Linked DNA regions of Mus musculus: all the other regions are linked to region 1. The links are chromatin loops, found by intact Hi-C in ENCODE. Cell type or tissue: heart. All regions are shown on one strand.

Region 1 (8,000 bases):
TTAGAACACTGAATTCATCTAGGGGGAGATATCACAAATCAAAACACACAATTTTAGCGAAGTCACAAGCTCTATGAACTGGATGGTAGAACTAGGGTTAAGTTCTTTGTGAACAACAAGAAATAAAAAGTACACATAGATAGAATCTTCACACAACTAATATGTGTTTATAAAAAGGATTCAGACAGAACTCTCAACAGAAAAACAACACACATCACAAAACCAAACAAAAACACTTACTTTGTGTGGCCTTCAAACTGCCTGAGGGGAGCCCTCCCATTTATATCAAAAAGTTGAACTACACCATCTTCACTGCCAGCAACGAGCAACTGACCATCCTGTCGAAAAGTCGCACAATATGCTGTGTCCTTAAAACGGGAAAAGGTTTTTACAGGCTCTTGAGAGTACCGGCCATAAATGTGGATCTGTAAGATAAAATCCAGGATTTCACTAGATGGCTCAACAGAAAATCCTGTAATGAGACCAAAGATATAAACCTTTGTACTTACTCTCGAAGAAGCTGTGACTGCATAGTTATATGGAAGCTGAGGAGAAAAGTCTACTTTGGACACTGCACCAAATTCCTTAATCTGAACAGGGGTCTTAATAAAAAAAAGAGAGAGAGAGTATTGGCCGAGTTAAAAAGGCAAACCATACGCCATTTCCTACAGAGCAGTTCCTTTAGTTCTTAGTAATAGTTAGTACACTGTAACTACATAGAAATATGAGGGAAAGAGAAAGAGAGAAGCAAAACTCAGCCTGATGACCCTCCCCTAGACGATCCCTGCTGACAATACAGAAAATGCGCAATTGGAAAGCCAAAGCTGCTGACTGTACTCTGAATCCCAACAAGAAAAAGAGCTAAGCCTACACCAGCATCATTTACCTATGACTAAGTTAATAAAAGATGATCAGACCATGTAAACAGGTCTACACCATTTTTACAGCTACTAACCCACTTTATTGCTACATACAAGCAATACATTTACCATCCATTTTTATAAAGATATATTATAATTTAACTGAGCCAATTCACATCTAATGGGCTTATTTTTCAAGAATTTCAATATTACATCTAATAATTCAACAAACACTCCTATATGTCTTAGCAAATACTTGAGAAAGTATGTTTTGTTTCAAGCTATGAGTACAAAGCCAAAAGCAATATGTTTTTTAAAAAAACGTTGTCAATTACTGTCATTTCCCTCTCTCAACTTTTTTCATTTATGCCACCATACCAGAACAAACTGTCATCTAAACTGTTATCTTATTTGGTTTTATGTTATGCTCTTTGTTAAAATTTCATGTGTGTATCTGCTTGTCTAAACGTGCACTGGTGTGAAATGCCTGCTGAGGCCAAAAAAGGTACTGGATCCTCCGGAACTGGAGTTAAAGTAACCAAGGATGACCCTGCACTTATCATTCTGCCTCCCTCCCAAGTGTGTGTGTGTGCGGGGGTGGGGGGGATCACAGGCATACACCACTAGACAGGTTTGTGCAAGGCTGGAGACTGAACTCAGCGCCTCATGCAACCAGACAAGCACTCACCAACTGAGCTACATCCGTTTGAACTGGTGACTGACGCTCAGTCTCTTCTTAGGTTTTTATTGTCTGATTAAGTATCATTTTCCACAAACTTCCTAATCCCAAATTTTTTCTACCTTCTAGGTTTTCAATATATATTTAAAAGAGTCACTGCAAGCATCATTAGGAGGTACAGAGAAGCTAATTTCAGAGTAGAAAAGACAAGAAAATCCTCTTGCATATAAGATTTAAGTTTTATAGTTTCATTTGCCATTATATACATGTTCTGTGTTAAGCAGCTGCATGGTCAAAATAATTAAGTGGTATGGACTTTGACAGCTGGAGACACTGACATAAATGGGTAAGAATTGTTCAAATGCCCTCGTCCCTCATTTCCTCTCATACTTTACCTTATAGTTGTTCCAGTACAGAGTGTCTTGGGTGATCTTCTCACCAAGTACAGGATATGTTTGAATCGCTACAGGTTTATAGCCGGCCATGGTTTCATATAAGTGCGCTGTTATCCTAGGGTCAGGAGTCTGGAACTAATTTCACAATAACTTCAGTGACTCTGCCTCAGGCCTGGAAAAAGAACAAATTTTAAAGCACAGATTGTTTATAAGCTTTCCTATGCAAGGATGATTTTCATTCTACTTTCTTTCAAAAGGCTGTGTGGAACTTTATAGACTAATGACCAATAAACCATCTCATTGAAATCATGGAAGAGACACTTGAAGCATAGAGATCTGGGGTACCATACTGGCCCATCTATATACATATATACATTTACATACACACACACACACACACACACACATATATAATATATACATACACACACATATATATATAATACATACATACACACACACACACACACACACACACACACACACACATATATGCTGCATATGTATGTCCTTAAACCTCCCAGAGCAGGCGGCAATGCTTGAGAGTAAATAAGACTTAGCCTTCCAGTAGTTGAAACCAGAAAAGCATGCAGGGCTGGAACATTCACTTTCTTGTCAAAGGAAAGAATACAGAACTAGAAACACAACAGACTGACCTGACTTCCTAAAAGACAAAAGAAGCAAGGAAAACAAAGTTAATCTTTAAGTGTAGAGGCTTAAGATGAAATTAGAGATAATGTGCTGGCATCAGACATAAAATTAAACGTGAAAGGTTCAAACTGTAGGAAAGAAAACCTAAACAGAGGAAACTTAAAAGTGACAGAAGAAGAAAAAAAGAAGGAGAAGAAGAATCTAAGTTCTTAACACGAGAAGCATTCAACTGAAGACAGTCGGGAGTATCAGATGGACGATTATATCGACGATACTCTCTGTCCACTCTGAAAAGCCTGCACAGCCGACATCAGCAGCACCAAAGCAATCAGTTTAACTTATTCTAATTGCTATTTTGATGAAGCAGAGCAAACCAAGGTTCATTCACTTCACACTCACTTTTGCTTTAACATACCAGGAATGCCCTTTCACTACGTACTTCCTATTTAAGGTCAGCACAGGAAGTCATTCTGTCCCTCAGAAATCCCTCTCTGCCTTCCAACAGGTGTTCTCAAACACTATCAAGGGCCAGATGGTAAATATTTTAGGTCTGGCCAACCAACCGACAAAGCAGAAGATATTCTATAGTTAATGACATGGCAAGAAATTTTTTCACTAGTACTCACAAACGCATTTGTTGTTGTTGAAAGGAAATACAATTCTTTGAGGTCAAGGCCTATTTCATTTAGTTTCAAGCCAAATCACTGTACATAAGACAGTATGTTTATCTGCAAAAACCATTATTGGCTCACTAGATAAAAACAGGCACCGGAATAGATCTGTCCCAGGAATAGTACCTCCTAAGTCTATTTTTCAAGAAATGAAAGGTTTTCGAGGAAAGAAGTGAGAAGTAGCGCTGGCTTGCTAAGTTACACAAATGAAGAACAGCATTGGCGGGGACGTGCAAGGGAAGACAGAACAAGCAATGAGATGCTATGAAAACGAATGTTAGGAAAATCACTGGACCAAGTCAGGACCTAAGAAACTGGGATTCACGGAATAACAGGCATTACGACACAAGGTGTGATCAAATAAACCCTGAAGGGTACTGAGAACATGTAAGAGGGAGATGTTTAATTCTACCTGGACATAATGTCATTTCAGCGGGGTCTCTAAGCATAATGTGGCACGATGGGCACAAAAGAAGCAGAGCGGAGGTGCAGAGAGGGACGAATACCCAGCCATCCTCAAATCACTAAAACAGAATTCTGTCCTTGGCCTTGGAGAAGAGATTGCTCCAGGGACTGACAGAGGTGGCTAGGAGAGCGACTACAGAGGAGCAAAGCCTGGGTCAAAATTAAATCGCGGAGGCAGATAAGTTCAGTGATCTCCGGGGGAAGCCCCAGAACAGACGTCCAGGATGTCAGAGATCACAGTGAGGACTGAGCAGAGCCTGGGCCGCCACCGGGAGCCGCCATCGCCTACCTCCGCGGGGCCCCGAGGGTCCACCGAGGCACCGATCCCCAGGACGACTCCCCAGACTTCGCCAGCTCCCTACAGCATACCGCTCTGCAGCACTCGCTCAAAATCACGCGGACAGTCCAGGAGCCGGAAACGCGGAGGCGCAGAGGCGCGTCGCGGGAAGATGACGTGCAGCGCAGGCGCAGAAGGTTTACGACCCAAAGAACTACAAGAAAGCGCCCTGGTGGGCGGGGCCCTGGGCGGGGCCCCGGGCCGCTCTCCAATGACCCGGAACTGAGGCGATCCATGGTTCTCCGAGAGGATGGGCTACGGGGCGCTAGGGAAACAAGAAGCGATCCCTGGGAGTCGTCTCGCCTTCACCGAACGCTCTGGGCTTTTTCCAGAGGAGATAAAAGATAGGAAGTGACGTCTGGGCCCGAAGCAGGCCCGGGGCTCGGGACCGATCTGGCTAGGCCAGGCCAGAGCCGCTCTCCCGCTGAGCTCAGGGCGCGTGTACCACCCGCCTGACCGGCCCCTGTCCCCGGATCCGCTCGCCGCGTCGGAGCGGGAGCGGGTGTCACCCCGCGGCCGTAGAGCGGGAACGCCCGCCCGGACACCTGTCGCCCGTGAGACGCCTTTCGTTTTTTATAGCACCTTTGCCCCCACTGTAGGACAATTTCAAGAATTAGGAAGAACCCGAAGCCTCTGTGATTAGCTTCCATTGGGGACTGTGCCCCCTGCTTGCATTATACTCTCCCTTCCCAGGCGTCTGGCTGGCGAGCCTACCCACCCTTTCTTTCTTAACTCTTTCTCACCATCTCTGTCATTTCGTTTTTTCCCTCCCTTGTGCTTCAAGTCTTGGCGAATCAACAGTCTTTGCTTATCTCTGTAATCCAGTCTAGATAACCGTTCCCTTTTCCTTTCCTGTTCTCTGGTCAAAGACTGGTAATTCCGTCTATTGAAACCTATTGTTCTATAGGGGTCCGCAAAGAGGTGACTATTTTAACCCCATTTTAGGAAGGATTGAGTCTCGGGAAACTCGTGATTTGCATGTCTAGCACATCGAATTAGTTGGTGTTGAAAATAAATTATCAGACCCAATTAGAAAATATGGGAAAGAAACTGTAAAAAAAAAAATTGTCCAAATTAAGATCAGAAAATATGAGGCACTAGGTAGGTTTTGTGTGCGGTGGCTCCTAAGAGTGATCTTAAACCAGGTGAGGGAGGTGGTACACACCTTTAATCCCAGCACTCCGGAGTCAGAGTCGAGGCTACAAAATAAGTAAGACCTCGTGTCAAAAGAAAAAAGATCTCCATCTGGCAGTTTTTTCCCCCTTTAATGGGAGCTTGAAAGGAAGTTTTCAAGAGAATAGCACTGGACATCCCCTGGGAGAACTGGGGAGGAGAGGGGGTGGAGTTGCGGCTCAACCCACACGTGCCTAGAAGAAATTGTTCTTTCCTTAGAAACAGTTCCCATTGAGTGCTATAAACTAACTTTCTGTTCCTGTGGCCTTCTGACAAAATGTAGCAACTTTGTTATGTGATACTTTGTGTGACTGTAGTGTCTTCATGTCTCTCCTGGAAGTTTTGTATTCTTGTATTGCTGCTTACTTACTGACCTCAGTGATGGAGTTGATAGAGCAACATATGTTTCTCCGGATTCAGGAGCTTTCTTTTTCCACTGAGATGAATGTTACTCACCCATTCTACTCAGAAGGCCGTGATAAGGACCAGTGGTTTTTAAAAAGAAGTTTTTGAGATAAAGTCTCTCTATTAAGTAGCTCTAACTGTCCTAGAACTTACTGTGTAGACCAGGCTGACCTCAAACTCCCAGAGATGTGCCTGCCTCTGCCTTCCAAGTGCAGAGCTTAAAGGTGTGTGCCCCTCACACCTGGCTTGTGTAATGTTTCTTGTGTGTATGTTTTCAGGGCATGACTACTTAGTATTGCATGACCAGTTGCTGGGCTCCTTTCTGGGGAGGACTATTTCTCCTGCTCTCTAGTGCTCCACCATACTCAACAGGATCAGTCTTTTGAAATGGTTTTAAAGTGCTGCAGTGGTCATACATTACTGATTCGTTTCTCTCCTAATTCCAGGCAGTTCTGATCATCACACACTCAGTTCCCTTTCAAGGTGTCCAAAGGGGCAATATGCTGTCAAAACAAAAATTCACTGGATCTTCAGTTCTTCCTTTTTCAAGTGACTGTGTATTTGGGACTGTCACATATCCTGTGACACCAATCCATAATCTACATATTTCTCATCAAAACTTACAACAAGTTGCTTATGCTTTCTCTGAACAAACACTGATAAATATACTTTTAATTCTTAACAAAATACATTTTGTAGGGCCAGGGAGGTGCCTCAGTGGGTAAAGCCACTTGCTGCCCAGCCTGATGACTTGAGTTCAGTTCCTGAGACACACATAATAGATGGGAAACCCCAGATCCTGAAATGTATCCTCCTCTACATGCATGCTGTGGCCCATGTGTGCCCATATACATGCGAACAAAATAGATAAGTGTAATAGCTCATTTTTAAAACAAGTCTGTAAAGTGCTTCACTGTCTGAATCATGGGTATGATAGAAAACAGTGCTGGTCAACCTGGCTACAAGTTGGTTATACCTCAGCTCAAATTGAGAAGACTTACAGAAATGGCATTTAAAAAAATAAATCTCACCGTGCAATGGTGAGATTCACTTTTAAAACAAAAAAAATTAATCTCAAATAATGGCCTACTGTCTTAGCATAAAAGTTTATTTTCTTTGGTAGCCTGATCTTTAAATATTTGGCACTAGTCAACTATAGAAGGGGAGAAACTAACTGAAATGTGTTTTGACAGTGTTGGAGGTGTGCTGTGTTCCCTGCATCCTTTCCCAGGACCCTGTACATAAGCGGCAGCATCCTTTTTGTCTGTTTTTTGGTTTTTGAGACAGGGTTTCTCTGTGTAGCCCTGGCTGTCCTGGAACTCACTCTGTAGACCAGGCTGGCCTCGAACTCAGAAATCCGCCTGCCTCTGCCTCCCGAGTGCTGGGATTAAAGGCGTGCACCACCACACCCGGTGTGCATCCCTTTTTACACAGGACACTCTGTCAGGCTCCGCAACTTGTACACACCACACAGCTAATAAGCAAATGGCAAAGCCTTGGTTCACAGGCAGATCCCCTACCCCTGAATATCCTGTGCATCCTGTTAGGAGGCTTACAAGAGCAGTGTTTGGGTGTGGAGTTAAAATGATTGTGTATGTACATTTATATAAGTTACATACTACCATAAATTTTCTAATTTTTTACTTTCAGATATTTTAATATCCCAATTCCAGGAAAATACTGGATAACACCTTTGAGAAAAAAAAAAACAAGAAATCATGAAGAAGTGTTTTAATTATTAAAGCCATGGCTACATCTGCAAATCTGGACATTGGGGCCCAGCTGATCGTGGAAGAGTGTCCCAGCAGCTATATCTCTGGGATGCCAGACATCAAGCTAGAGCACCAGCTAGACCCAAACCCAGATGAAGGAGCAGCCCAGGGCGTCGCCATGGGGATGAAATTCATATTGCCAAACCGATTTGATATGAACGTGTGTTCTCGATTCGTGAAGTCCTTAAATGAAGAGGATAGTAAAAATATTCAAGATCAAGTTAACTCTGACCTGGAGGTGGCATCTGTCTTATTTAAAGGTTGAAAGTTATGGTACAACTCCCTACATTCACTTTCATTTGGCTGACTCCATTCTGTTTTCTTTGAATCAGGAGATTCAGAGTTGAGGAAAAGCTTGAAAGTCATCTTTTAAAGGGATTTTCTAGAGTCTCACAGACACCCATATTAAATTTCTGTTGGTTTTTTAAAATATCCCTTGTCTAAGCCAGGTGTAGTAACACATACCTTTAGTTAGTCCCAGCACTTGAGAGGCAGAGGCAGTGAGTTCAAGGCTAGCCTAATCGGCTTAGTGAGTTCCAGACCATGCAGGGATTCATAGTGAAACCCTATCTATCTATCTATCTATCTATCT
Region 2 (8,000 bases), 52 kb after region 1:
TTACATTTTTAGAACATCAAATCTCAAGATATTTCAATTTCTCCATGCTTTTTCATAATCCACTATGTTTCAAGGTAGCTTCAGTTCCTAAGTGAGGTTCCTGTCCTGTGTCCTCACATTCACCAGTTCTAACTTATAACTACCACCCTGGAATGTTTTCTGTCGGTTCATCTCTCTCCCTTGAAGTGATTCTTACCTGGAACTTCATCATCATCATCCTCTCCAGTAGCAAGGGGTGCTTTTCCATCCACAGCTGTGAAATGGAAATAACCAACGCATTTCTTTAGATCAATAAATGTCCACCAAAAGAACACATGAAATACAATGCACAACTTACACTCATGTCAAGTGACATCTGAGGTCTCACCTATAGCACCAGCAAGGAGACCTTTTTGATGGGCACAAACCATCCTCTGGGTACAGAGAACAGTGAGAGTAGGGAACGCTCAGGATAAAACCACACACCAAACTGCGGGAGGTTTTGGGAGGCAAATGAAGAGGCCAGCCATTTTCCTAAATATATTTACTGAAATAAAGCATTAAAAAATTAAGCTAAACGCGGTGACTCACCTATCAATCATAGAACTTTGAATGCAAAGACAAGACTATGGTAAACTCTAGGACAGCCAGGGCTATATAGGGAGACCTATCTCAAACAGCCAGGAAGGAAGAACACACACAAAAGCCAACTTTAAAGTCTCTCTCAACTGTACTGCTCCTTCTCCTCCCCCGACCCAGGGCCTCGAATACACAAACAAGAACCACACTGAGCCTTACCACCCGGCCTATTTTTACTTAAACAAACCACCAAGAGTTGACAGTCTAATTTGCCCAGGCTTTCAACACATAAAAGTTCTTCAACTTGTATGTAACGCTCCTACTTCAGCCTCCCCAGTGGCCATCATACCTTGAGCACTTTCACTAAACAGAAAGAAGCAAGCTCTGAGAACACACAGCTCTAACCCGCACAGACATCAGGGGAAATTTCAAAACCCTATTTAAGCTCTCAAAGTCCAAGATGGCCTAGAACATCTTGATGCCCCTCCCTTAATAAAAGCATAAAATGAGTCAGCGTCTGACGATAGCCGAGGAAAACAAGCCACTGCAAACCTCTGTATTCCTAGTCAATTTTTTAAGCATCCAGCATAAGTTGTCATATCAGCTATGATGGCTAATCTTGATTAATCTGACACCCATGGGGAGAAGAAACCTCAAATGAGAAATTGCCTGTCAGATCAGCCTGGTAGCATGTGTGTGCTTTGGGTGAGGGTGGGCACATTTCTTTATTGCTAACTGATGTAGGAGGAACTTGCCCACTGTAGGCCAGTGCTGTTCCTGGGCAAGCTGGACTGGGATAAGAAGGCCCTAAACACATACATACAAGTAACATTTATACACTCCACCATGCAATAACAATTAATTGAGGGAGCATTAACTAACTTAAAGAGAGCAAAGAGGTATACATGGTGGGGTTTGGAGGGGGTGAAAAGGAGAAATGTAATTATAATCTCAGAAATAAAAGGCAGTTGATTGTGAGCTTGGGAGCATGCCAATAAGAAATGCTCTTTCATAGTTTCTGTCTTAAACTCCCGCCTTGGCTTTCCTTAATGATGGACTGTAAAATGCAGTGAAATAAAAATAAGCCCTCCTCCTCAAGCTGCTTTTGGTTATGGTGCTCATTACAACAAAAACCAAACCAAAACACAGCTTGTCCAACACATAAGTCAACTAAACTAAATCCCTATAAGGTGAAACACTGAAATACCGGCAGCTATCATCTGTATCAACAATAATGGAGTATGTTTTAAAACAGTTAAGAGTCTAAAAAGCCACCAAACACAAAGACTGTAAATAAGGAGATGGAATGCTAGTTTTATTCTTTTTCTGAGGCTGCATGTCTATAGCTCAGGTTGGTCTTGAACCCAGTAATTTTCCTCGTCCAGTCTCTCAAAGTACGTGTGTAAGTCACCTTGCCCAGCTTGATCAGCACCTAAATTTTAAGTAGCAGCAAAACCCAAAATTGACAGTTTTTTCATTTCTAACTAATAAAAGGTTTAGTTTGTTTTAAACCTAGTAAGCTAGTAGAAAACAAACACCCACTAAATCAAGTATAAACTAGACTAAATCACAGATAAACTAGACACATCATTATAAACAAAACACACATAAGCAGTTAAACGTCTACAATTCTTTAGATATATAAGTTGGCCTTCTACATGTAAAGACATTCTTACCAATTCTGAACCTGAGATCACACAAATAGCTTGCTAAGTAACCAGCAAGTACAGTGACTCTAAGGATACTCACATTGTTTGGGCAGAGCTTCAGCCAGTCTCCTTAAACTAGTCAGGCTGTCTGCACCAAGCTGGTTGAGGATGCTGGGAAGCATTTCTGTCAGCTGCTTTGTCTCAGCGTGGCCTGTAATGGTGAAGGTGTTTGCTGCCAGGGATGCCTGAACTTTAGGGTTGTTAAAATGGATCACTGTTCCTTGGTTTGTAAACATGTTCACCTATAAAGAAAATAATTGTTGTAAGTAACGAATACCAAAGATTCCTTTAAAATTAATGTTTTTATTAAACAAAAACTGGATTCTGGCTACGTGGTGCAGTTCTTTCCTCCCCTCTGAAGCACGGATGACAACTTCCCTGGAATGTATAAAGGAACAGCTTTCTGGCTTCACAATATCCTTGATCATTTGTTTAGTTAATAGGGCAGGAACACCTCCCAAGACATTCAAACATCTAAACATCTAATGGGGCATGGGGCATGAACTACAATGCTAACAGCAGAGCCACGACAATTACTTAATACATGACCATTAAACTTTGCAGTCACACCACGTTTTGGCACGTACCTCTTCAATACCAGAGATGTTGTTCACCCCTAACTTCTTTAAGGAGAACTGCAGTTTCTTATCGTCTGCTGTGGCCGTTCTGTGAACCACCTTCTTCTTCCTACGAGCAGTTCCCTATGGGAGCAAGAGGGGAAACGACACATTGACACAGCAGCAGATCTTCTCCAATTCTTTTCAGACCTTTGCTTCCGTATAAGACAGTTAATCAGATGTAACAAGGTGGCACACTCTGATGGATCTCTGAATATGAAGTCAGCCTGGCTAACCTTACTGAGTTCTAGGCAAACCAGAGCAAAACAACTGAGACCTGGTTTCAAGTAAAAACAAATACATAATAAAGACTAACGGTAGTTATCAAACCCACAAACTAAGAAGTTCAAAAGACAGGCTAAGATGGAAGTAAGGAATGACATAGGAATTCTTCATAAGCACCAGTTTGCCACGTGCAAAAAAGTCTTTCACAAGCCCTGACATTTTAAGTCTTTTTAGGCCATGTTTCAACCTAAGCTAAGCCTCATCTTTACCTCTTGTTTTCAAAGAAAAATCAATAGCTTAATATTCACAGATGAGACAGTATACAAACAACTCATGAATCTGTATACAAATATCTATTATAGCCAAGAGTAGAAAGTTCTTAACCCACAGAGCTCTCGTAAGTCAACTAGACCTTTCTCAACTCTCTCCCTCTTCCCTGCATTGCTCACCCCCCTCCCCAGCAAATTTCTTCTCCCCTCGAAAAGGGCTCTTCTCAATCACTCAACAAAAGGACTTCACAAACATCTCCATTTTTTCTAGATTTTATTGTTAGTCATATTTTAAAATCCTATCAAGTCATCGTCCAATCTGTCTTTCCTCAACTCTGCACTAAATGCATGACATGCTATGTTACTTCCAACTTTATGTAGACTATAAACAAACTTTTACAACAATAAGAACCAGGAAAATTTTAGATTATAAAATACAGACTACCACTTATAGATCTCACACATTTCACAAATGTAGAACTTAAAAGATTGTCAGTTTTTCCATTAGACACTGAAAAGGGTCTTGAATAATATTCACCTAACAGCATGTGAATCTTACACTACTTTTCTCTAAGGCTACATTCACTCATTCTATAAGTAAAGTTTCTTAAAAGGTACAGAAAAAATGTTCCCATATTATAACTGGAAACATTGTCTTAGCTTAACAAAGACTAGATACAAAGTATCCCTATGAGACTGACTTGGAAGGCTTTCATTTTCCATGTATTGATGATGCTAAAACATAAAACCCAGTAATTAAAGAGGAACAACCTTGCACACAAGCACATCACTCCAGAAACTAAAAAGAAAGAAAACAAGCCCAGCTTTTTCCTAGCACCTGAAGGCTTCTGCCTTAAAATTAAAAGGTCGAGAAGCATCTAAGGTTAATGTCCTGAGTGCAAACTGAAGACTACAATTGCCAGCAAAGGCAAACAGGATGCTTACTGCTGGTGCCAACTCTCCTAACTTATGTTATGTTACGTTCCACATTTCCTTATCTCTCAGAAGACTACTGAAGATTTACCTTCAGTAAAAGTTAAAGTTAGAACAATTTAATAGGTAATAAACTTGTACTATGGAAGCTCCACAGGTTTCTCGGAGACTCCATGCTTCAACCTGTTAAACACCAGGAATGTGCTAACTCGATACTTGAAACTAAGGAGCTCTTCATCTGGAGTGGACCCAGCACCAACACCAAGTTCAATTCTTTCAGAGCAGAATCCACTTGGAGAAACCAACCTGCCAACACATTTGCATTCTCTCACTGTAGCATAATTACAAAGGTTGAGGAACAAAAGACATGTGCTAAGGTAGGATTTCCCAACCTAACACTGTTCACGAATTTAAATAGGAAGGTATCCTCAAATACCCTAAAAAAGACAATTAGTCTGTTGAGCATTTAGTTCAGAAAGCAATGCAGAAGAGCAGAAGATCTTCATAATAATAATAATAATAATAAAATTACCTAATCATTAAGTAGAACAGGAAAAGCCAATACTTTCAGTTAACTTACTTTTAAAAAAAATGGGGTGGGAATGCAGTTTGGGAGTTGAGAGGTCCTCTAGCATGTACCAAAACATGTGTTGGATCTCAGGACAACTCAAAGGTAACAAAATAACCACCCCCAACATTGTACAAGTCAAGGGTACACGGTACACAAAGATTTGGCAGAGAACATACTTTCCCCCCCATTCATAAAATCCAGTAACATTTGTTTATATGCGCCATAATCCTGAACCTCTTGCAAGCAAGGCACCGTTTTTAAGTGCTATTTTCTTCTCTACTCGATGACCGACCTCACCCCTACTATCTATCTATCTATCTATCTCCTCCTTGTCTCTTAGTATTGGTCTCATTTCCCTTGGATTTGCTAGCTTTGCGAAATGTCCCCTGCCAAGCAAAGTGACAAAAAAAACCCAAAAAACCAACCAACCAAACCAAAAACAACAACAACAACAACAAAAAAAACAAAAAACAAAAAACCCAACAACGTGAGAAATGCAAACGGAACTTTGGAAGAGAGAGAGGAGAGAAAAAGAAAGGAGGAAAAAAAAAAAAGAAACTTACTTTCCCACCAATGCGCACTTGTGCCTGCAGTTTGGCGAGTTTCTCCTGGTTCATGATTGTTTCTTTCATCTACAAAGAGAGAGGAAAAAAAAAAATCCTCAGCCAAGAACAAGAACGGCCGGGCCCCCCCTCCAGCATTCCACGCTCGTTATTTCCCGCTACACTCGCAGGAGAACGTCGTCCCCCTCGGGCTGAGGCCTGGATCCCCAATTCACCCCTCCAGGCTCGCCGGGGCGCACAGGGCCCCTCGCCCCTCCCCCGCCCGGCCCGGCCCGGCCTCGGGCTCAGCCCCACGGCGACCGAGCATCCCCCGCTCCCCGCCGCCCTGCCCGGCCTGGGCCGAGGCCTCGCCACGGCCTGCCCGGCCCGGCCACTCTCCGCAGGCCTCGCGGTACCTGAGACTCCCGTCCTCGGCTTCCGCCGAGAGGGAGAGAGGGCGTCGCTTCGGCCCCGGGCCAGCCGCCCCTGGCTCGCCCTCGCCCCCGAGAGTCCGCCTGGGTGGGAGCGCCCGTCCGTCGCATCGCTTTCCTCAGCTCCGTCCGTCCCCTCCCTGCCTCGCTCCTGCCGGGAAACGCCCGCCCCACCCCCAACTCCCGGTCTCCTCCCACGCCGGCGTCCACGGCCTTTTTTCTGTACCTTGTCGGAGTGGAAATGGCGCCGCGCGGGGAACTAAGGTTCACGCTCAGGGGGTCTCGGGCAGACCAGCTGAGAGAAGGCGCACACACGCGGGGACGCAAGATGGCAGCTAGAGGGAGGCCGGAAGTAACGCGACGCCACTTCCTCCAGAATTCAGGAAGCGGAGTTGGCGTCGCCGCGCATGCGCAGCCGGGGGCCGGTCCGCGGCTGTTTCTTTCCTTTCGTCCAGCGGCGGGCCGGGAGCAGCACCGGAGAGCTGGGACCCGCGGTCGCCGTCCGCGGTCCTGGGAAAGGCCGCGGATAGATCGGACAGTGAGGCTCCCTGTAGAGCTGTGGTTAAATCAGTCTGCCCTGTGGCCACCCCGTAGGGCGTCCAGCTTTGTCCAGTAGGCTGCAGTGTCTGCTCAATGCCGGGTGTAAATAAAAAACTATCGAAATCAGCCAGGCTAATGTTGCTTTCCAAAATTAAGTGACTTGGGTGATGTAGAAATCGCGACTCAGAATGTCTAGAAAGCATGTTCGGAATGCTTTCCAGATCTCCACCCTTCAGCAATTCGGTTTATTCAAGGTTGAAACAGGGTAACAAGATTTGTAACCTCTTAACCCTTCTACACCTCTACCATCGACTCCCTGATCTCGAATCGTCATGGATTCGACCATGAAGCATTCACGATGGAGCAAACTTTACCTTGAATTCTTCCAAGATGAATTTGAGCCTGCGTGCTTGGGGGTAAAAACGTGGCTGTGAGTTAAAGTTTGCCGAACTCCAGCACGAATTGTGGTTGTCGTTTTTTTGTTTTTTTGTTTTTGTTTTTTGTTGTTGTTGCATAATTTGATGGTTGTTTTAAAAAGTGTCTCGATAAGTAATCCTGGCTAGTCTGAAGCACACAGCTATTCTCCGGCCTCAGAGCCCCTCTGTCCAATGCTGGGATTATAGTCGTCTAGCACCATTCCCAGACAAATTTTAAGATAACCTTAGAAAATCCCTATATGAAGATTAAAAAACGAAAAAGAAAAAGAGGTTAAGTGAAAATTCTGTGTGCTTAAGCCTTTTTCCAATCTTAGCTACGAAATGTTTTTGAATATTCCAAAGAGAAAGTTGTGTTAGAATTTTTAGAGAATACAATTTATCCAGAAAAGTTGCCGAAATGAATACTCTAGCTAAAATCAATTTTTTTTCCCCTTGGAAACCTTTTTACACAAGAGTTTCTTGCAACAGCGATGAGTCATTTAAAAAATCGGGAGAGACAACTACGTTGCTATGTAGAAAATTGTAACAAGTTCTTTTTCTTGAAACAACAACAATGTTTCTTTTATCCGAACAAGTAAGTTTGTCTCAGAAAACCATGCTTGTTGTCTACCCTATGAAGTACCTAACCATTCTCCAAATAACTGAGATGAGGCAACAGAATTCAGTGCTACAGAAAATATATAAAACATGACTGTGTTACATATGATGGATAAAAGGTAAAACTAGTTCTTTTTGTTTTTGTTTTTTTTTTTTTTTTTTTTTTGTTGTTGTTTTTCCAGACAGGGTTTCTCTGTATAGCCCTGGCTGTCCTGGAACTCACTCTTTAGACCAGGCTGGCCTCGAACTCAGAAATCCCCCTGCCTCTGCCTCCCAAGTGCTGGGATTAAAGGCATGCACCACCACGCCCGGCTAACTAGTTCTTTTTAAAGAAATGTTTATCTGTAGAATATTTTACTCTTCATATTACACTGAAAGTATGTGAAACTTCCTAATCATGATATTTTCTGAATTTTTACATAAAACTCTACAATATGTAACTGATACCTGTCTCATCTTTTAGGCCTATATTCAAGAAATATGACTTAGTTTCTTTTCCCCTATTCTGTCATGGTATAGAAGACTTGTATGATTTTGAAAATCACCAAACTGTAAGGAAGACGATGTTTAT
Region 3 (8,000 bases), 1.1 Mb before region 1:
TTAAATTCTAAAATTCTTTCCACCAGGATACACCAACCTTGGCGATAAGACAGCAAGTTTCTATCAAACTAAATTTACAAAATTAGGCTGGAGATAGCTGCTAAGAGCACTTGCTGTTCTTTAGACCACTTGTGTTCAGGTCCCAACTCCCACACAGTAGCTCATTAGCAAATAATTTCAGTTCCAGGGGAACAGACATCCTCTTCTAGCCTTTGTTGGCACCGTGTGCTGTCATAAATACACATAGGCAAACACACATAAAAATAAGCAAGTCTTAAATCCTCATCAAAATAGAAATAAAAAGATTCACAAAAACATTCTAAGACTTTCAGTATCCCAATAATGGAACTAATAGTTGCCCTTAATGTTTCAAATTAAACTGGAGGCAAATCGTGACCCTCAAATTTAGATATTTCTCTCGTGAAAAAATTACTTACCGCCTTTTCTTTCCGTTTCTGCTTAATCATGTTAGAAAGGACTTTTGCTCTCGACTGGCCCTCTCTGTCCAGCAGATAGGCAGGGACTGCTCCCTGCGGCGTCTTCTCATCATCCTTCTGCTTGGTGTTTCTCTTCTCATGCATCTTAATACTACGAGAAAGCCCAGAGGTTCAGAATGTGCACAGTAATTATTACCCGAGTATGCTATGTAGATGGGCCCACTTACGTCTTTTTCATTTGTATTTTCTCGGCATGGCGCTGTTTATGGTAGAGCTTAGCCTTCAGGCCAATCATTTTTTTTGCCTTCTTTGAACGTTCATGGGCCTCCCGACCTTCTTTCTTTCTCTTTTTCTCATGGTAGTCCAAACGATATCCGTATCGTTTGCGGTGCAATTCAATATATTCATTTTGTGGCTGTAATAATTCAAGAAATGTTACTTTAATTTTTTCAAGTATTGACACGATTATTTTAAGATTTTTTTAAAGGATTTATTTATTTGTTTTATGTATGTGAATACACTGTAGCAGTACAGATGGTCGTGAGCCTTCAGGTGGTTGTTGGGAATTGAATTTTTAGGACCTCTACTTGCTCTGGGTCAGCCCCACTCGCTCAGTCCCTGCTCGCTCTGGCCCAAAGATTTATTCATTATTATACATAAGCATCAGAAGAAGGCATCAGATCTCATTACAGGTGGTCGTGAGCCACCATGCGGTTGCTGACATTTGAACTCAGGACCTTCAGAGGAGCAGTCAGTGCTCTTACCGCTGAGCCATCTTTCCAGCCCTATTCGAAGACTTTAATATGATGAAGTGAAATATATTTTTATCTTGGACAGTATTCATGTGCTTACACCTGCATGACTCTCAGGGAAAGCTACTATTTAATGAAGGTATTTATTCAAAATCTACTAAAAACATAAGATTACTACAGGATTTAATGCTTTTTTTTTTACTTTAGATAATAAGGTAAATTACTTTCAGGTCTTTTTAAATTAGAAAATGTTATTTTGCCGGGCAGTGGTGGCACACACCTTTAATCCCAGCACTTGGGAGGCAGAGGCAGGCGGATTTCTGAGTTGGAGGCCAGCCTGGTCTACAGAGTGAGTTCCAGGACAGCCAGGGCTACACAGAGAAACCCTGTCTCGAAAAACCAAAAAGAATGTTATTTTTCAATCGGACGTGGTGGCGCACGCCTTTAATCCCAGCACTCGGGAGGCAGAGGCAGGCGGATTTCTGAGTTCGAGGCCAGCCTGGTCTACAGAGTGAGTTCCAGGACAGCCAGAGCTAAAAGAGAAACCCTGTCTCGAAAAACCAAAAAAAAAAAAAAAAAAAAAGAATGTTATTTTTCTAAAACACAATTTACATAAAACAAGATTTGCCAATTTTAGTTGTGGGTGTGTAGTTGTAATTCCTGCCCAATCATAAATTTCTGTATCCATTATATTCAAGATGGCATATTGATTTTTCCACCCCAGAATGTTCCTTTGTGCTACTCTAAGGTCTTCTTTTCCCATCTTCAACCTTATATTTGTATGGTTTACTCTGCCCAGTGAGTAGAATCTACAGGACACACATCCTTTTGCATCTGGCTTTTTTTAACTAGAATATATCCATTTATGTCTACCAGCTCTTAAGTACTTTATAGCACTTGGCCATATCCCAGTGTGTGGATATAAACTCATTTCTTTATCCATTTACCATATGATGTATATCTGGACTGTTCATTTTTTTCCATTGGTGATTAGGAATAAAGTTGTAATAAATATAGATGAATTCAGACCTTTGCTTGGAAACTGTCTACTGCTGTGTTATCTTCCAAAGTTGGTGTATTATTTTGCATGTTGTCAGTACTATATGGGATCCCATTTGTGTTTTAAATTGTTTCATTGTTAACAATGAAACTGTAGTCAGCATCTAGTTAGATTTGAACCCTCAAAACCAACCAACCTAATAAACAAACAGGCACAAAACCCAGCTCAGAGATTAAAACTAGGTAACAAAACCCTTATGGGTGTTGTTTTCAACTGCTATCACATAAACTTTGCAGCAACTACAAAGAAGGTTTATGGCATTCCACTTTGAAGAGAAACATCCAGTATAATGAGAATGGCAGGTCTGGTAATTCATATATAAAGAGAATGTTTTGTTCCGCAACTCATTCGCTGTTTGGCTTTTTGCAAAGAATATAGTATACTGAGCATTAAAACGGTGTGATGCGACTATAAAGTTATTATCACAAGTCTCAACTGCATTCCATTAGGTTGGCACTGACGCCACGGTAGCAAGATCAGGACTTTTATAGTGAACTCTTGTCTCATCCCAAGATTTGTGTTCCGGGTCCAGAAGCTGCATCTCACGCCAAGGCATCTCAGTTCCGCCTACCACGGTCCTCTCTCCCCGACAGCCCAACCACGCTAACCCCAGGCCCTTCGTCGCCCGCGTCCGAGGAGGCCTCCTTACCATGATGACAGCCGCGGAGCACCGGTCCGCGACCTCCCGGGTCTCAAAAAACTCTTAATTTCTGGATGTCACTGGTCCACGAGCCTGCCTCGTTCAGCCCAGGACGGGAAAGGGTAGTCCTTTAAGAAGGCCGAGTGGAGCGCAAGCGCCGCACAGCAGTTCCGTGACGTCTTTCCGTTCCTAGGCAGATGGGCGGAAATTGACAGCAGGAGAATTTTAGCTGAGACGCCACCGGAACTGCTTAGAGGGCGGAAGGTGCTTATGGAGCTTTTGTAAGCTGGGAGATCCGCGGGTTCCTTCTGCGGGTATGAGGGTGTCTGAGGTGGTGGGATGTGGTACCGTGTTGCCGGTTCCTCTCTTACTCCCCGGCGGACACTAGCAGAACCAGCCAGGCGCCCTGTGCGTGCCGCGGTCTTGCTGGTCTGCCACTGCTGACCTCGTAGCTGCTACTGACAGCGGGTTCCAGACGAGCACTCCCCGGCCTCCGGGCCCCGTCTGCCGGGTCACGGACGTGTTGCTTCATCCATTATGGAGGGCGACTGATTTGTTAGTCTGTTTCTGTCTCTCCTGTTGCTAGCGGATGCACAATTGGTTGAGATATGTTATATGGAAAATAAAACTACTGGCCAGGCCAGGAAAGCAAAAGGTACTTGGTTTTTGTGGACGCCCAGGACTTTCCCCCTAAGCTCTTGAGAAATCCTGTGTAATTAAGGGCAGTTTTTACCTTTTAGAAATCTGTGTGGTTTTTCCACCTTATTATTATTATTTTTTTTTTAAGATTTATTTATTTATTATATGTAAGTACACTGTAGCTGTCTTCAGACACTCCAGAAGAGGGAGTCAGATATCGTGATCGGATGGTTGTGAGCCACCATGTGGTTGCTGGGATTTGAACTCCTGACCTTCGGAAGAGCAGTCGGGTGCTCTTACCCACTGAGCCATCTCACCAGCCCTTATTATTTTTTTTTTTAAATGTGTAGTGCGTACCTGGTGCCCTCCGAGGCCAGAACAGGGTGTTGAATCATAAAAGATGGTTGGGGGGGCTAGTGGTTGCTGGGAATTGAACCTGGTCCTCTAGAAGGGCAGCCAAACTTAACCTCTGAGCCATCTCGTCAGTCCCCAGTTTTATCCTTGTACTGTAGTCACAGAAGTTCACTAGCTCCAATTTGGAACTACCAAAATTGAAAAGTACATCTCAAGAAGCCCTAGCACTTGGAGTCAAGCTGTTGCTTTTTTTTTTTTTTTTAAACATCCCTTCCTTTTTTGATGTTTTCGAGATAGTGTTTCCCTGTGTAGAGCTGGCTGTCCTGGAACTTGCTTCGCAAACAAGACTGGCCTCAAACTCAACAAAGGTCCGCCTGCCTCTGCCTCCAGAGTGCTGAAATTAAAGATGTGCACCACAACCGCTGGGCTTCAAACTATCATTTAAGTCCCCATAGTATAATGTTTTTGTTTGTTTGTTTGTTTAAATCAGAGCTAGCGCTGATTAGCATTCGTGTATTTTCAGGTGCAGTAAATTACGCAATTTCTCAAGCTAGAGTATGCTCCCTCTTCCCACATTGACTCCCTTACCTACTTTAGTTTTTTTTTTAGTTTTAATTTCACAGTTTTAGTGAAGCCTCCCTTGACACCATAACTGCTCCATTTCCCTTCCTTTCTGCAACATCGATGACAGTAGGATGTTGTATATTTCAGCCCCTCCCCCTAGTAGCCCTTGAGTTGGCTAGAGTCTGTGTGAGCACAGTCGTTGTTGTTGTTCACTGCTTTAGTTCAAATACTCCAAAAGCAATTTTAGACACACTTTTTATTAAATATGTGGGTTTAATTCTCATTCAGACCTGTGCTGTCATAGATGAAAGACGGAAACTGAGATTTCTAGTGATGTATCCAAGATTTCAGAAGACCCGAGAGTCCAGCAGCAATCTTCTAGTAGTAAAACATAGATATATTTAAAGACTCATCCAGACAGGAAATAGATGTACTATAGGCGTTTGTCTCGATGGGTTTTCAGAGCACACGTATTTAATCAGCTTCCGGATTAAGAAATCCCTTTAGCTGAGTCTGATTCCTTCTCTCTCTCTCTTTTGTTTGTTTGTTTGTTTGTTTTTCGAGACAGGGTTTCTCTGTGTAGCCTTGGCTATCCTGGAACTCACTCTGTAGACCAGGCTTGCCTCAAACTCAGAAATCCGCCTGCCTCTGCCTCCCAAGTGCTGGGATTAAAGTCTCGCACTACCTGGCTTGATTCCTTCTCTTTTCCCAGCTGTCACTACAGTCACCCTCACACACACGGTATACATTCATAGGGACACATGTGCATAAAAAAGTTTTAAATCTTTTACAATTCCTTGTGCCTGAAATAAGCTTTGTAATAAAAATAAGATTAGCAGCTTGAGATCTTCCATTGAGCATAAAGAGGAGAAGCAAAAGTCGTAGTTAAAGGCTGTGTTAAGAACATTTTACCTAAGGCATACATCATACTTTTGCAGAAATGTTACATGTGATACAAATTCGAAATGAAGTGTGTTATTTCGGAGACATCAGTACATGATAAATATTGTATGTAGACAATACATTTGGGATACAATCTAGAAACATCATCTTTTAGGGAGGGAAGATAGAATTAGTACAACAGTAGGAACCTAATTTAAGGCCGTTTCCACTGGGTGCTGACAGATCCCCTTTTCTATGTTATGTCTCAGCAACATTGTTTTTCCTCAAGACAGGGTTTTTCTGTGTAGTCCTAACTATTCTGGAACTCACTCTGTAGGCCAGGTTGGCTTCCAACTCAGAAATCCGACTGCCTGTGCCTCCCAAGTGCTGGGATTAAAGGTGTGTGCCACCATGGCAGGCTGATTACAGTAACATCTTAAATTCTGCTTACATAGGAGTACATTTTATGACTGTTCTTATGTGTCACATCTTTTTTTAATGTATTAAACTATTAACATGACTAAGTGTATTTCATTTGTTTATTTGTTTGCTTGACTACCAGTGTGAAAACACATGCATTTGTGCATAGAAGTCAGAGGACAACTTATGACAGTTGGTTGTCTTCACCCTGTGTGTCCCAGGGATCAAGTCGAGATTGTCAAACTTGGCCGCAAGAGCCTTTACCTTTTAAGCCATCTTGGTGGCCTCAATCACGTAGTATGAAAATTCTGCATAACTGATTTAGCATTGCCTCCCGTGACCTAGGCAGATCATTTTCTCACACCTTTGACCTCGTACTTTACGTCCAGGGAAGACTTGGTAAATGTGGGTCTAAGGGCCTGCTGTGGTGCGGAGGTCAAACCCAGGCCCTTGACAGCGTAAGCAAAGGCTACCCCTCAGGCTTAGTAAGTGTTTGCAAAGTAAAGGCTTCTGTATTCACAGGCGCAGGCAGCTTGCTTTCATATAGCTTTTATGTATTTTATTTTCACATATTTATTGTTCAAAAATCAGAATAGATAAGTTTTGTTGTTGATGAGAAACTACCAAGTTTCGTGAGATATCTATCATACTTAATTCTAAATATTTACCTTAAGTATATTTCTGTGTAGTTTTTTTTTAATTTCAATAAATGTACTTTAATTATATCTTGAAGTTTTGTTTGGTTGGTTTGGTTTTTCTTTGAACTGAGTCTATGTATGTAGTCCAGGTGACCTAAAATTTGGCAACCCTCCACTCTCTGCTTCCCAAGTGCAGGGATTATAGGCATCTGCCAAACTCTCAGCCCTTCATATCTTTCTCTAAGAATTAAGATGCCTTTTTTAAAAAAGGGGGACAGTTTAAGCTTAAGTAAGAACTGTGCACTTCATTTAATACAGTTTTACTTTTTCTATTTTTTTGTTTTTTTGAGACAGGGTTTTTCTGTGTAGCCCTGGCTAAAGTTTTACTTTTTCATGATGCATTGTGGTTTTGGTAGGTAAAATTATTAAGTAAGTTACTTCCTTTTTGTGTGTGTGTGTGGGGGGGGGTGTTTTAAGATAGGGTTTCTCTGTATAGCCCTGGCTGTCCTGGAACTCACTCTGTAGACCAGGCTGGCCTCGAACTCAGAAATCAGCCTGCCTCTGCCTCCCAAGTGCTGGGATTAAAGGCGTGCACCACCGCTGCTCGGCAAATTCTATTTCTTATGTGTGCCTTACTGACTTACTTTTTTTTTTTTATTTTGTTTGTCTCTTTTTTTTTCACAGAGAACGTTTTAGAGGACCACGATGTTCACCAAATGGAGGATTTTTGCAGTGAATCATCAGAGAACGTTCAGTGTGCACCTTAATGTAAGTGTTTCTTACCAAAATGGCTGTATTTTGACTAGTTATTTATAACCAGAGACTTCGTATACAGCTCATCATTCCAAATTTGGTTTGCTCAGACTACCTTAATTTAATTGGAAATGCAACTTAAAAGATTTTCTTAGCAATAAAAAGAGCATCTGACAAAATGAAATGCTGTTCTCATGAGGTAATAAAAATGGTGTTTTGGAAGAGGCTGGAGTTTTTTCTCTCTTCCAAAAATGGCAGTACTTCATGCTCACCCTTACACTGCTAACTAAGAGTGTGCCTCTCTCTCTCTGTCTCTCTCTTTCTCTCTCTGTCTCTCTCTCTGTCTCTCTGTCTCTCTCTGTCTCTCTCTCTCTCATTCTGTGTGTGTGTGTGTGTGTGTGTGTGTGTCTATAGGTTGAAATACCCGTGAAGTAACGTTCTGTGCTGTTAAGTCAGGAGATAACATCATTCTCAAATAGTCGCGGTACAACTTTCTGTAGAGCTGTTGGAAGCCAATTTCTGAGGCAGGTTGACACTTGCCTCATGTCTCATGATAGCATCTTCCCTGTAAGCTTTATTCTAACACGAGATCTCTATGTATTTTGTTACCTATTACGTTGATTATGCATTGCAAATATGAGTCTTCAGGTGGAACGCTGCCTTGTGTCACTGGGCTGCTTCTCCCCCAGCAGGAACTCAGCAGGGAGCTTTGGAGAGCCTGTGACCCAGGCCATGCAGGCCTTGTCAGGAGGCTCTCAGGTCATTTTGCTAGTTTAAAATTACTTAAGCAGCATTTTGAGGAATGTGTATTTCCACTGAAAAAGTATATAGAGATTCTTGTTCTGTAGCGGAGGCTGGCCT
Region 4 (8,000 bases), 1.1 Mb before region 1:
GAAAGAAAGAAAGAAAGAAAGAAAGAAAGAAAGGAAAAAAAGAAAGAAAGAAAGAAAGAAAGAAAGAGAAAGAAAGAAAGAAAGAAAGAAAGAAAGAAAGAAAGAAAGAAAGCTTTAAAAATTAGGACTGGAAGCCGGGCATGGTAGCGCACGCCTTTAATCCCAGCACTCCGGAGGCAGAGGCAGGGGGATTTCTGAGTTCGAGGCCAGCCTGGTCTACAAAGTGAGTTCAGCCAGGGCTATACAGAGAAACCCTGTCTCGGGGGGGGGGGGGGGGGGGGGGAGGACTGGAGAGATAGCTCAGCGGTTAAGAGTACTGGCTGCTCTCGCAGAGGATCTGGGTTCAATTCCCAGCACCCACACAGGGATTCACAACCAATTATGATTGGCCTTAACAGGCATTGGACACAAATGGAATGTAGACACAACCGGTCAAAACATCCATACACATAAAGTCATTTTTGTTGTTGCTGTCTTTTGTTTGTCAAGACACGGTTCCCCTGTGCAGCCCTGCCCTGTAACTCATCTGGAGATAAATGTGGCTCTGAACTAAAAGATCCGCCTGCCTCCCAAGTGCTGGGATCAAAGGCACTTGCCACCACCGCCCAGCTATAAAAGAATATTTTTAAAAATTAAAAAAGTTTAAAAGGAGCTAGGGGTGTGGCTCGAATGGTAACAGCTTTGGCTTGCGTGTGCAGGGCCCCCCTGGTACTGGGCAGAACCTGGGGAGGGTAAGTGTCGGGGAGGAACCACTAATTAGTTTTTAAGATCTGAGGTCTGAGTTAGGTGCTAGCTAGCTAGCCTTCCTGGAACCAAAGAAATGAAGCTATCCTTTTAAAACAAGAGCTCCAGGTCAGGCGTGGTGGTCCACACCTTTAATCTCACCATAAGGAGACAGAAGCTGTTGTGAGTTGGAGGTCATCCTGGTCTACATGATGAGTTTGAGGCCAGCCAAGGGCTACACAATGACATCTGTCTCAAAAGCAAAACCCAAAACAGTGTCTACTATTCAGTAGTTTTTCCGAGGCTGAGGAAGTAGCCATATGTTCAACAGCCAAACTATCCCTGCAGAAAGCCGTGTTTGTGATGAGGCCTGGGCTCTTACTGATAGAAGCCGCTGAACTCTGAACAGCTTGTATGAATGTTCATTACCTGGGGTTCCCTGAATTCTCCTGCATTTCCAGAGACTTCCAACCCTACCATGCTTGCCAGAGTCACTCCTAGAATGCTCAGCCAAATGCATTCAACCAGCTTCAGTTGGTGGCGCACGCCTTTAATCCCAGCACTTGGGAGGCAGAGGCAGGTGGATTTCTGAGTTCAAGGCCAGCCTGGTCTACAGAGTGAGTTCCAGGACAGCCAGGGCTACACAGAGAAACCCTGTCTCGAAAAACAAACAAACAAACAGAAAAACCCAACCAGCTTCCAAACAACGCCAGGTGCGATTACTAGCTACTTCCCACACTGGCCACACATTAGTTGGACAAATCCTCCAGGTGACAATGACCAGGTCTTATTGTGAGATGGCAAGCCTGTTTTCAAACTACCTCCTAGCTGACTCAAGCCTTTGTCACTTTGTATCCATTAACAAGTAACTCGCCTGCTCAAGCAAGGCAAAAGGAAAATCCAGCCTGACCGCCAGCTCTAAATCAAGCAAGCCGCTTTTCAGACGTTATTCAGTCCAGTAGCTGGGCTACAATCCGGGATACCCCAATACTACCAGGCACTTTAGTTGTACATTTTTCGCTCTACCTGTGGGCCACAAAGCATTCCAGCCCATTAGCAATTCAACTCCAAAGGCTTTTTAGAGCAGGCCTCCAAAATAGGGTGACAGTACCCTCTTAGTTGTGCAAATTATAAGCAAAGCATTAGCCTTTCTGTGGCAGAGAACCCCCGCTGTTTCTGCTGCATCAGGGCCTCTTCCACTGAACCTTCCACAGCAAAGAGCCTAAAACACCCACCCTTAACTTTGTTTTGCATTCCCTGGTCAGCTGTTTGGTGTCCTGCAGGCAAAATCAAGTTATAGCTATATGCACCAGACACAGAGAAGAAGTGAAAGCAGGCGACACAGCTAGCACCAAATTACAGTTCCCAGGGGGCAGACCCTTCCGCCCAGGTCTCAAATCGAGAGGGCAGAGGGGGGATCCCATTCAAATACCGTCCCAAATACAATCTACCCTGCAACCAATAAGGTTAGCACAGCCCCTGTTCTTGGCAAGGGTGCCTACCTATGGCTGGCACTCTGTGCCCAGAGAATGCCCGGCTTGACAGTTAAGTGCTAAATGAGGCAAGGGTTTTTAGGAAACCTATTAGAGAGGAAGACAGAGCAACTACTGCCAAGTGTTGGGAAAACAAGAAGAAAAGCAGATGTTACTTAAGAGCCACTTGAAAGGCCATTTGGAAAGACTAACATTTGAATACCTAACATTATTAGGTATGGAACATAGCTCGGAAGGGGGAGGTCTCCTATAAAGTTTCAACTTAAGGTTTCCCCCATTCCCCTGACTACCACCCCAGAGCTCAGAGGTTTAGAACTCTTACTCTCTTACAGAGGACCCAGGTTCGGCTCTCAGCACCCGCATTAGGGGCTCACTCCAAAATTTCATGCCCTGGGCATCTGCAGGTATCTCCACACATGCGGTACACATAAATTCATGCAGTCATATACACTTAACGAAAAAAAAACTGAAGAGACTAAAGATATCTGAATTGTTGCCACATACGGAGCTGAAAGCGACACTGGGGATACCTAGGGCCCTTAAAAGATCCGTATCTAAGGATGCACTCAGAGGAGGTTCACTCTGCAGGCTAGGACCTTGTTCCCTCCCTATCTTTGGAGTCATCTCAACTGCCCATCTGAGGCCCAACAAACTGACTCCAGCAGAGTCACGGGTTCCATTGTTATTCTGTTTTGTTTTGGTTTTTGGAGACAGGGTTTCTCTGTATAGCCCTGGCTGTCCTGGAACTCACTCTGTAGACCAGGTTGGCCTCGAACTCAGAAATCCACCTGCCTCTGCCTCCCGAGTGCTGGGATTAAAGGCGTGCGCCACCACGCCCGGCCGTTGTTATTCGGAACCCATCCTAAGTAGGGTCCCTGAGCACCTAGGGCGCGAAAGAAGAAGCATGAACAGGTCAAGTCTTGGGCTTCAGTCTGCAAAGTTTGGACCTAAGTTAGACTGGCTAGTCATGCTGTCTTCCAGTCCTGTGAGACCCAAGTAGCCCGGCGATCCTTCTCTGTGCCCAAGGTCCCCTCCCCGCTGGGTGGGGCTGCTCACCGCCGAAACGCCTCCTGTAGCAGCGAGCAGGAAGGGCCCGCTGTGGAATTGGGACTGTGGTCGATGCTGAAGTCCTCCGCGGAGATGTACAACAGCCGCGGGAACATCTGCACCGAGCGCGGGAAGGGCCATAGCGCAGGTTGCAGTCGGGCCGGGGCCACTAGGGCCAGCGACACTAGCGACACCAGCGCCTGCAGCAGCAGCAGCCCGGGGGCGCTACGCGGGGACTGCGGCATGACTGCTCCGCGAGTCTGGCTAGGCAGTCTTTGGACCAACCTTCCAGTCTGGGTCGCTGGGAAGAAAGCATCCGTGCCCGGGTCACCAAGTCAGATGACCGAGCTCCCCGCCCGGGCTCCGCCTCCGAGAGGGGATTGGCCCGGAAATTGGGGGCAGGCTCGGTGCAGAGGCGGTCGCGCTCTAGCCGGGATGCTGGGGTGTGGCTCACGCCTGTCACGCCTGAGGAACTTGTTTGTGCAGCCCACTGACAGGCAAGACCTGTCTCTTCCTCCACTCTTCAGGTAGTGTTTTTGTCACTAAATCTGACGGTGGTGGACTCTGATTGATAAAACCTCCCGAGTCAGAATTCCCAGGAGTTGACTTTGGAAGTAATGGGAGGTTAAAATTTATGCATGGAAAAAAAAATAGATAGGGGGAGCATTTAAAACTTGGGATAGACGCGATGGACTACATAAATATTAAAGTGATACAAAGAGAATATTTCTGTAGTGGAGATTAATGTCGATGTATAGTTTTCCAAGGACCTTTATAACGATTAGCTAGGGCGAACGTGCATATGTGTAATCAGAGATTACAGTATGTCTAATCACAGGAAGGCAACTTAGTAAGTAAATAGATGCTAGAAGATTGCTGGAGAGATGGCTCAGCAGTTAAGAACTCTGTTCTCAAAAAGAACCGGGGGGGGGGGTCAATTTCCAGCACCCACTTGGTGGCTCACAACTGCCAATAACTCCAGTCCCAGGGAATACTTCACCCTTCTGGCCTCTGAGGTTACCAGGCACGCATGTGGTACACAGATGTACATACAGATAAAACACCCATACACATTGTGGGGGCTATTCCCGGTTGTCATCTTGTCTATATCTGGAATGAACTACAATCTAGAATTAGAGGGCTCACCTGTGATCCAGATCTTGAGGCTGGGAGACACAAGATTCTGACCTAGATCTTGACACAGAGATCTTGAGACATAGTGGCCATGAAAAGCTTAGGCCCAGGCTAGGTAGGACACACCTTTAATCCCAGGAGAATGAGGCAAGGAGAGCTTTGAGTTCAAGGTCAGCCTGGAACAAAGCAAGTCCCAGATCCAAGCCTGTTGGTATTTACCTTATAATCTGGGCCACACCTTCTGCTGAGGCCTACATAAGGACTTTGGAAGAAGGAGGATTCATTCTTCGCCTGCTTGCACTTAGTTGCCAACACATCTGTTAGAACCTACTTCTGCAGAAGACCAGCTGAAACAATGAGCCTCGTGGGCCTGAGCAGCTACTAGACTCTTGGACTTCCTATTCACAGCTGACCATTGTTGGGTTAGTTGGACTACAGGCTGTAAGTCATCACAGTAAATTCCCTTAATATTTGGAGACATTCTATAAGTTCTGTGACTCTAAAGAACCCTGACTAATACACACACAGGAAAAAAAAATTTTTTTAAAAAAAAAGAAGACTGCTAAGTAGTTCAAAAATTGGGTTGTATCCTACAAGAGCACAGAAATATAACCCGAATTATATCTAGTATAACCACCCCTAGATAAATAAAAGAAGGAATAATAATATTCCACTTATAATGAGGGCAACTTACACAGTAATTTGTGACAGGCCTCTGTATGTAGTATTTGGAGATAAACACATCTAGACACAATCGATATCACCAGACCCCTGTCTCTTCCCCTCTCTTAGAACTACCATCCAGGTTTCCTCTTCTAGCTTCATTTTCTACACTGGATGTTTACAAAGACTTTTCTGGCAGCTCTCTTTTGCACTGCTTGCTGTGCCTGTGTGGTTTGGGTTTGTCTGGATCCTCTTTTTTCCTTGTGTAAATGAGAACCTGCTTGATGTTTTGCTAGGGCATGCACTTGAGAGAGCACATGGTGTAAACAAGGGCTCAGGGCCAGCTCCTTACAGGAAAATGCATGTCTATCCTAATAAAATCCCAACCCCAGTCAAGAAGCTCAATGTCACAGCTTCTCCTTTAGGACAAAGCTAGTGAAGGCCCATAAGCAGCACGCAGCATGGAGAGGCGAGCAGGTGTGTGTAGGCTTGTATTTTTTTTTAAAGATTTATTTATTTATTATTATAGTAAGTACACTGTAGCTGTCTTCAGACACACCAGAAGAGGGAGTCAGATCTCGTTACGGATGGTTGTGAGCCACCATGTGGTTGCTGGGATTTGAACTCTGGACCTTCGGAAGAGCAGTCGGGTGCTCTTACCCACTGAGCCATCTCACCAGCCCGGCTTGTATTTTTGAAAACCTACTCTGTCTAATAAGTGTACTTAAAAAGCTTTAACCACCTCCCTTCTATCCTACCACCCACCAGAGTCAGTAGAAAGGAAAGATTAACAGGGCAAAGGAGGATGTGGACCTTTTTAGAAATAGTTATTTGGAGCGAATCCGATCTGTGTTGTCAGGATAGCAACAGTTCGGTTCACATGAATCCACAGCGGTAGCTCGATCCACTCGAAAACACCATCCACAAAACAGCAATGGCAGTTTGATCTGGAAGGAAGATGGGGAAGGAGAGGCTCTGCCAATTAGCTGGAGTCCTTGAAGCTGCAAGAAGCGTCTGGAACCCTCCCAGAAAGTTCGTTGGCGCATTTCTCTCCCAAATGGTGGTCAGTAAAAGGGCGTCAAGGAGAACCAATACCACACAGTGTTGTGATTCACTCTCTGTCGGGTTATACTCATACCCTTTCCAAACACCATGTGCTCTCTCAAGTGCATGCCCTAGCAAAACATCAAGCAGGTCCTCATTTACACAAGGAAAAAGAGGATCCAGGCAAACCCAAACCACACAGGCACAGCAAGCAGTGCAAAAGAGAGCTGCCAGAAAAGTCTTTGTAAAAGCTGTCATGGTGTTTGCTGAAAGTCAAGTTCTTCCATGAAAGCAAACCTCAGGATCGTATTACTCTTTCCATTTCCTGTATAAACGTGTCTATTCACAGTGTTGAAATTACCATAAGCGTGAGGATGTGTTACCTTTCCTGTCAGTTATCTATTGTATAAGTCTAAGACAAGGTCGTAATGAGATGATACATAGCACACAGCCTTCGTGAGTCAGGAATTCAAAAAATGCAGCTGAGCGACTCTGCCTTAGAACCTATCATGAGACACAACCACCTAATGCTCTCGCTCCCCTTTCCAAAACTGTATGTGTACCAGGTTAAGTGTGGCTATGCATTCCTTTAGTCCCAGGACTTGGGAGGCAAAGCCAGGCAATTCTCTCACTTTGAAGCCAGTTTGCTTTACATAGGGAGTTCTAGACCAGCCAGGGTTACATACAAAAAAAAAAGTTAATAAATATACAATTGTGTGTATGTGTGTATAAGTACAGATAAAGCAAACTTTCTTTTTCAGCTAAAAGTCTATGATCTACAAACAAGTTATTTGGCCTCTCCCCACGCCCCAAATAAAATGGCCGAATGGGCAGAGAATGACCAGTACGGACATTCTACTTCAAGAAGGAAATAGGAAAACACCAAGCTCTCTGTAGCAATTCTGAAAGCCCGGCCAAAGTTGGAGGATCCTTGACTAGGATTCCAATGCTGGGCATCCCTTTCTGAAGTTGCCATCTCTGGGCAATTCTGCCCGTGAATTGTTCCGATGTTAGTGACAGCTGTACCTGCTTTACCCCAGGTTTCTCAATCAATCTCCTCTCTACTGAACTCTGAGGCATCCAAGGACTCATTCGATTGTGTACCTGTACCTTTCGGTTGTAGCTGTTAGTCTTCAAACACCTTTAAATGCCTTTAAAAACTTTATGGAGGAGTGGAGCTGGAGCTGTCCCAAAAACCTCCTGGAGGACTAGCTAGCTACCATAGTACTGGAGGGTGCTAGGCAACCTGCCAGTCAAGGATAACAAAGTCCAACTCACCCGTGAACCACAGCAGCAACCATCTTGGCAAAATATACTCCAAGGTGCAATAATGACATTAGTATCTGAGGGATAACCCACAGCTGTCTAATTGGACTTAAGAGCCACGAGTTCTTTGTCCATGGCTTTAATAACACTGACAGCAACCACCTGTCTCAGATGGCAAACAGTGGAACAACCTAGAGATGGTCAGAGAAGCTCTCAACATGTGTGGGCCAAGGTGTATTAGTAGCACATCGTGTAGCATGTTGTCACTATGCCAAACAGAAACCAGCACGAATGCTATCACATCAGAGTTGTAGCCAGTTATGGGGGTTTTTTTCTTTGTTTTGTTTTAATGTAAATGGTGCTTGCTTACATTTCTTCTGGCTGTGAGGTGGCCCAGTGGAATGAATTTTGTCAATATTATCATTGATTTAATATCTGGTGTGACGCACAAGGACATGCTCACAGGCCTGCTATCACTGAAGATACCAGCTTCAGAATTGCCAGCACCAACAATCAGGACATCATGCGTAGCCCTAAAAGCATGTGTCTATGAGGATGCTGCTTTTAATAACGTCTCTGTCCTGGAACATTACTGATTATCACATAGTATTTGTGAGTCTCAAGTTTCCA

Evidence for each region. A loop is a pair of places that touch in the nucleus more often than their neighbours do. Peaks named below come from ENCODE experiments on the same cell type or tissue, not always from the same donor. Only the 100,000 strongest peaks of a DNase experiment are listed, where the experiment ranks them.
Region 2: it touches region 1 in a loop (4-fold over the local background); 16 of 42 quality-filtered maps call a loop at or near these places.
Region 3: it touches region 1 in a loop (5-fold over the local background); 5 of 42 quality-filtered maps call a loop at or near these places.
Region 4: it touches region 1 in a loop (2.4-fold over the local background); 4 of 42 quality-filtered maps call a loop at or near these places.

What each region holds. Positions count from the first base shown.
Region 1 is chr13:98,258,865-98,266,864 of GRCm38, forward strand. Utp15 (UTP15 small subunit processome component) reads right to left here and starts at 4,128. Exons shown (of 13, transcript NM_178918.3): 1 at 4,011-4,128; 2 at 1,935-2,106; 3 at 510-602; 4 at 241-425. The coding sequence starts at 2,024. Ankra2 (ankyrin repeat, family A (RFXANK-like), 2) reads left to right here and starts at 4,212. Exons shown (of 8, transcript NM_001271388.1): 1 at 4,212-4,612; 2 at 7,287-7,668. The coding sequence starts at 7,383. In heart, no CTCF peak of the experiment used is centred here; a DNase peak (open chromatin) is centred at 4,217; H3K4me3 peaks cover 2,662 bases; H3K27ac peaks cover 1,905 bases.
Region 2 is chr13:98,310,785-98,318,784 of GRCm38, forward strand. Btf3 (basic transcription factor 3) reads right to left here and starts at 6,183. Exons shown (of 6, transcript NM_145455.3): 1 at 5,841-6,183; 2 at 5,446-5,514; 3 at 2,855-2,968; 4 at 2,308-2,509; 5 at 197-253. The coding sequence starts at 5,966. Gm9828 (predicted gene 9828) reads left to right here and starts at 6,332. Exons shown (of 4, transcript NR_137279.1): 1 at 6,332-6,825. In heart, CTCF peaks have their summits at 6,247 and 6,450; a DNase peak (open chromatin) is centred at 6,217; H3K4me3 peaks cover 3,041 bases; H3K27ac peaks cover 1,772 bases.
Region 3 is chr13:97,134,857-97,142,856 of GRCm38, forward strand. Nsa2 (NSA2 ribosome biogenesis homolog) reads right to left here and starts at 3,070. Exons shown (of 6, transcript NM_021552.5): 1 at 2,899-3,070; 2 at 665-852; 3 at 438-588. The coding sequence starts at 2,901. It overlaps Gfm2 (G elongation factor, mitochondrial 2), which reads left to right and starts at 3,081. Exons shown (of 21, transcript NM_177266.5): 1 at 3,081-3,203; 2 at 7,071-7,154. The coding sequence starts at 7,092. In heart, no CTCF peak of the experiment used is centred here; a DNase peak (open chromatin) is centred at 3,055; H3K4me3 peaks cover 2,049 bases; H3K27ac peaks cover 1,257 bases.
Region 4 is chr13:97,194,754-97,202,753 of GRCm38, forward strand. It overlaps Hexb (hexosaminidase B), which reads right to left and starts at 3,604. Exons shown (of 14, transcript NM_010422.2): 1 at 3,273-3,604. The coding sequence starts at 3,508. In heart, a CTCF peak has its summit at 3,460; DNase peaks (open chromatin) are centred at 2,107 and 3,628; H3K4me3 peaks cover 1,268 bases; H3K27ac peaks cover 876 bases.